2 separate regions of the Mus musculus genome follow, and region 1 is linked to region 2. The links are chromatin contacts, found by POLR2A ChIA-PET in ENCODE. All regions are on one chromosome and are shown on one strand. Each heading gives the region's core, a stretch centred on a gene start or an enhancer-like site at or near the end of the contact. The rest is flanking DNA. Distances are from core to core; before and after follow the strand shown. Region 1 holds the start of Mpst (mercaptopyruvate sulfurtransferase). Region 2 holds the start of Ift27 (intraflagellar transport 27).

What was found. ChIA-PET counts read pairs that join two places held with the same protein, here RNA polymerase II (POLR2A).
Region 1: POLR2A ChIA-PET joins it to region 2 with 15 read pairs in embryonic stem cell. The contact joins the promoter of Mpst here to the promoter of Ift27 in region 2. POLR2A ChIA-PET finds 5 or more read pairs at or near these places in 2 of 5 experiments (Patski and embryonic stem cell).

The regions. Positions count from the first base shown.
Region 1 is chr15:78,405,151-78,408,133 of GRCm38, reverse strand. Mpst (mercaptopyruvate sulfurtransferase) reads right to left here and starts at 1,422. Exons shown (of 3, transcript NM_001162493.1): 1 at 1,390-1,422. It overlaps Tst (thiosulfate sulfurtransferase, mitochondrial), which reads left to right and starts at 2,269. Exons shown (of 2, transcript NM_009437.5): 1 at 2,269-2,895. The coding sequence starts at 2,301.
Region 2 is chr15:78,172,668-78,175,436 of GRCm38, reverse strand. Ift27 (intraflagellar transport 27) reads left to right here and starts at 1,356. Exons shown (of 7, transcript NM_025931.3): 1 at 1,356-1,668. The coding sequence starts at 1,635.

The DNA of each region.
Region 1 (2,983 bases), core at 173-2,672, 230 kb before region 2:
ATAGAAGGGCCACCACTGACCCTATAAACAGCTTCTTTGAATGATCATTTAGGGAAGTTGAATGCAAACCTGCTATTCCTTCCTTTACTCTCCTAATGGCCCTTGAGTCTACAGCTGGCCTTAGACTTCCAGGGGGTGGGACTTCAAAGGTCTGAGGTCACTACCCTCCCTGCTTGATTGACAGTTATGACAAAAGACCCCAGGCAGCAGAAAGAGAGTCAGAGAGGCTAGGCTATGAGTGCTCATGAGGGGAAGAGACCAGAAAGAGACTAGGTTTCTTTGTGCTTGAAGGGCCAGGATCCCAGGGGAGAGTAGCTCTCTGGAAGTCCATCAGGACATATAGGACAGGCCCAGGCCATCCTAAGTTAGTGTGAGCCTATATATCCCACCCATGGGGGGTGGGGGTTCGGGCACTGAAGAGCATCTCCCTAACTAGACCCTCCTGGTACCTTCTCTTCCCTACTGTCAAGCTCCAGGTGCAGAGTATGCTGGGAAAATGCTAGACAGTGAATTTTTGCAACACACTGTGACAGTATTTCAGGGTAGGATAGATGCTCAAAAAAACAGGGAGGGGAGTTCAAGAGAAAAGCATTCCAGGGGAACAGAATAGACTAGAGAGGGGGTGTACAGCTGGTTTGCAGGAGCCATGCTCTATTTCCAGATATCTTGCTTATTGGGATTTATATAAATTTACAATGAAGTGGTAAAAACTGAAGCCCAAGACGACAACGACGACTACTACTACTACTAAGCATAAGGCTTCAAGGATGGACAGGTAAACCGAGGCAGCTCCCACCACTTTGGGCTTCAGGTGAGAAATTAGTCCCTTTTCCACTACGTGCCTTGGCACCTCCTGGCTCTACCTGTTTCTCCTGTTGGGAGTTCAGCTCAATCCGGCAGGGTCGTGAAGGCACTCGGCAAGGCGGGCTTCATAAATGCTAGTTTTATTTTTATTCCGTTCTGTTACTTTCTCCTCTTGGGGCATGCTAGATCTCCTCACCACAGCTCCTCTGAATTGCTTTGTTTATTCTCTTGCTCCCCCCCCCCAACTTTCTCAGGAGGCATCAGGTCTTTCCAAACCCCATCCACTCACTGCTACCCACCTGTCTCTTATCCCACACCAACCCACAGACGGCCACAAGCAGCCACGGACAGTCTTCCTAAGGCAAATTAGAGGCGCCCTGGAAACTCTTCTCTCATAGACTGCATCCCCTCCTCCACTCCCGCGTGATACCACGCTATGCACCCCCGGAGAAGCACCCTCTCTCACAGAAAAGCAAGTAGGACGCGTTGGGTAGCAGATACCAGGGATTTGCGCTCCCCGTTTCCCAGCTCCGCCATGTCACCCCCTCCCCACGCCCTCAGAGGTTCCCTCCTTCCGCCACCAACCTGCGGCCAGCCAAAGGGAGGAGACTTGGGCACAGCCCACTGTTTGGGCCACTCCGAGACGTTGCACCTTCCATTTCCCGTACTGCGGGGGACGCAGGCGCCATGAAGCCGGGTTGCGCGCTGCCCCAGTGTCACCTCGAGCTTCAAATAGCCCCCTTTATGTATGAGAAGTATTATACGAGGAGGGGCAAACAAGACTCCCGTGCGAAGACGCAGAAGCTGTTCGGAATCCCGACTGTCTACGAGAGAGGTTTCTCTCCTCACCCCCATGGGAGGCGGTACAATGGTGCGGGCCACTTGAGAACCCTCCCGGCTCCTGGTTTGAACCCTCCAGCTTCTTCGGAGCGCAAGGGCGAGTGCCAGCCCAGCTACTTTTGCGACTGAGTGCAGCGAGCCGCCCAGGATGGAGCCGCTAGCTGGGTCCTGGCGAAAGCAGGGCAGAGTGCCTGGAGCCCTTTCACCGGAATTGGACATTCTAGAAGCCAGAGAACTCTGGCTGCAAGAAACGAAAGCAGAAGGGTAATCAGTGCGCCCGGAGAGGCGACTGGAAGGCCATCTCTGACTTGTGTTTGTTTTTCCCATTCTTGAAGACAGAGTCCTGAGCCAGCCCCTCCCACCAATTTGCTGCTATAGTAATGCACCGAAGCTCTTAGCCACGCCCACCTGCCCTCCTAGGCACCAGAAAGGGAGGGCGCCGGGGAAGTGGGAGGGGTGGAGCAGGCTTTCCCTAGGGAATGTGCCAACCTCTCCCACTGTGAGTCTGGCTCTGAGTGTAGTTACGATTGCACGCTGGGAAAATGTAGTGGGAGCAACAGCCCCGCCCCCTGGGCTCCGCCCACCGCACTCAGCCCTCTCAGGCCTGTCTCTTTCCTGGTTCCCAACCGCGCCAGGTGACTCGCAGAACTGACACTATGGTACATCAGGTGCTCTACCGGGCGCTGGTATCCACCAAGTGGCTGGCGGAATCCATTCGGTCTGGCCGCCTGGGGCCCAGCCTTCGGGTGCTGGACGCGTCTTGGTACTCACCCGGGACCCGCCAGGCACGCAAAGAGTACCAGGAGCGACACGTGCCTGGCGCGTCCTTCTTTGATATAGAGGAATGCCGGGACACGACTTCGCCTTATGAGATGATGCTGCCCAGTGAGGCCCACTTTGGGGACTATGTGGGCAACCTGGGCATAAGCAACGACACACATGTGGTGGTATACGATGGAGATGACCTGGGCAGCTTCTATGCACCCAGAGTCTGGTGGATGTTTCGTGTGTTTGGCCACCGCACAGTGTCAGTGCTCAATGGTGGCTTCCGGAACTGGCTGAAGGAGGGCCACCCGGTGACATCTGAGCCCTCGAGGCCAGAGCCAGCCGTTTTCAAAGCCACACTGAATCTCTCCCTGCTCAAGACCTATGAGCAGGTCCTAGAGAATCTCCAGTCTAAAAGGTTCCAGCTGGTGGACTCTCGGGCCCAAGGACGGTACCTGGGCACACAACCGGAGCCGGATATAGTAGGTAGGTGTTCCAGTGGCCCTTGGGAGGATTGCACAACAAAAGGATGGGGAATCAAAAAACCCCTGGATCCCTCAGGCCCTCTAGGTAG
Region 2 (2,769 bases), core at 107-2,606:
GAGAGTCTTAAAGCCCACACCCACAGTGACACTCCTACTCCAACAGGGCCACACCTTCTAATAGTGCCCCTCCCTGGGCAGAGCATATACAAACCATCACAGGTACCTAATGTGATGGGCTATGGGGAGGTGCCTGGGAAATGGAACCTAGTTGAAAGAGAATGTGACTTTGGGGGCATATCCTGGGAACTATTTCTTCCTTTCCCAACATGAGGTGGCTATATGCTTATATGCTGTTGTTGTTATGATGGTCAACCAAATGGCCAAACTAAACCTTTCCTCCTTTAAATAGTTTCTCTCCGGTGTTTTGCTACAGTAACAACGCCCCGATGCATGGACACTCGCCTACTTCCTGTACCCATGAGTTGGTTTCTATCTTCAGAGTTCCAGAGGTTACATGCCTTGCAGAGCCATATCCCACTTAGTGGCAAAGCAAGAGGGGCTCCCAGGAAAGTCAGGTGGCATTTACCCACCCTCCCCTCATGAGGGGCAACACCAGGATAGCATCCATTCACCCATAACAGAGGAATCCGACTGAGAGAGGCGTGTCCTCCCATCCATTAAGATATCACGTCAAATTAGGCCTATTTTAGATTTTAGTTTAATTTAACTGATACATAACATAAAGTGATATATAGTTACATATGGATATACTGTGTGAGTTTCCATCAGGACCTCGCTCTTTCCCCCTTCCGGAAGGTGCACAGCACGGGTGCTGTCCGCAGTTGTTTGCTGTGCAAGCATGCAGGGCCTTCCTGTCTTCCTCACTGCTCAACGTTGCACATTTTTCCCTCCCCGCTATTTCAGTTTTTAGGGTTCATAACATGCTTGGGCTTTAAAGATGGCATTTCGATTCTGGACGTGAAGCAAAGGTTAGGTCTCCAAATGTTCTTTGCACCCGGGGTCGGGGAAAGATACCAATAACATCCAGGACCCGCGACAGCAGCTTCCTTTACTGCGCAGGCGCCATTTCAGCGGCGTCACCCCTCTCAGTGTGGGCGAATCCATTCCCAGGAAGAAGGGGCAAGGTGCAGCGAATCCCAAACTCTTCGCGATGGTTAAAGCCATGCTCTGGCCAATCAGAAAGCCCCATTAATTCCCGCCTCCGGCTGCATCCTGGTTGGGCTGCGTCTCCAGAGACGCTAGGCGGTGCCCAGCGGTGATTGACAGCATCTAAAGCCATTGGCCAAGCTGAGAGCAGTTAAAGAGCAGAAACCTCTCCGCTTTGTTCCGCGAAGGGAACCGGTTTTCCCCGCCTCCTTCTTCTATTGGGTGCCTGGGGTCTCCGAGCTTTTGAGAGCAACCAATCAGGAGACAATATGGAGGGAGAAGGCGGGTTGATGATGGTTGCCAGGAGCCTGTTTGGCGCGACTCTTGGGACCAGAGGACTAGTGGTTGTGTCTCAACTCTTCTTTGGGCCGGGTCTAAGGCTGGACTTGGAACGGGTTCTGCTCCGCCCCACCGGAACCTTTGCAGGCTGCCTGGGGCCTGAAGCCCTCCGTCCACCCAACCCTAGCACCCGGGCCATCATCCATCCCTCCATCACGGCCTCAGGCCCTGGTGTCAGCTGTCCCCGAATCCTAACCCCCTTTCAGCGTCCCCCACCCCCACGTCTCCGCTAGTACCTGGTTACTATGGTGAAGCTAGCTGCCAAATGCATCCTGGCAGGTGAGTGCTATATGTGTTTGAACGCGTGGTCCCCAGAGCCCTAGCCGTCCTAACTCGGGCGGTTTTGGTTCACCATCGCGTCCACTCTCTGTCTCCCTTAGGAATGGCTGTAGTGACCAACAGCAGATTCTAGAAGGCGCGCGGGGCGGGGGAATGGGCTCCACAGGACACTCCCCCCACCCCTAGGGCACATTTGTAGATGCAGCTGTGTCCCGGTCTCCCTCCCATATTTTGAGACTACCTTCACCAGATAGACTTAACAAACTTGAGCGAAGTACAAGCATGGACTTGTCAGGGGTCAGCGTTGCTGGTCCCACTCACTCTGATGTCAGGAAGATGGGGTGGCGCATCTGAGAGCATTAACTTAGAGATTCCCCGGAAGTAAGATGTTTATTATTGTTGACTGTCAGGGAAATAGCCTGCACAGTGCCCAGAGTGTGGATGAGTATTATATAGATATATACAGAGTGATCTGGTGGTGCTCACACTCGTGGGCTTGCCTTGAGCCAGTCTGAACATTCGGAAGCCTATATGCTTAGCTTGTAGTCTGGTTGACAGCTGAGCACATGTGTCTACCGAGGCGACACTGCAGCCAGTGTCATGTGGGGGTATTTCATTTAACCCTTTTGCCACAGCGCCCCCAGGTAGCTTCTGTGATGTGACCTGATGTGACCGAAGCCCTGAGTGGTGTTGCCATGGGTGAACCCCCAGTGGAAGTCGTACACCCCATTCCCAGATTCGCCTGACTTCTGCCTGTGGGTCAGGAGTGTTGGCTACTTCTTATTGTGACAACTTACTGGACCGGAAGTTGGGAGTTTATTGTGCTCACGGGTCCAGAGGACTGCCCATCATGGTGAGGAAGGCATGGTGGCAAGACTGGGAGGCAGGCTGGCCACGTTAAGTCAACAGTCAGGAAATGGAGCATGAGCCTTGGCTCTCAGCTCTCTTTCTCCCTTTTATTCAGTCAGGGGCTCCAGCCTGTAGAGTGGTGCCACTCACCTTTGGGGGCGGGCCTTCCCGCCTTAATCTAAACTAGAACACTTCTTACAGGCATGTCCAGAGGCTTGTCTCTTCCGTGATTCTTCTTTGTAATCCAAAGAT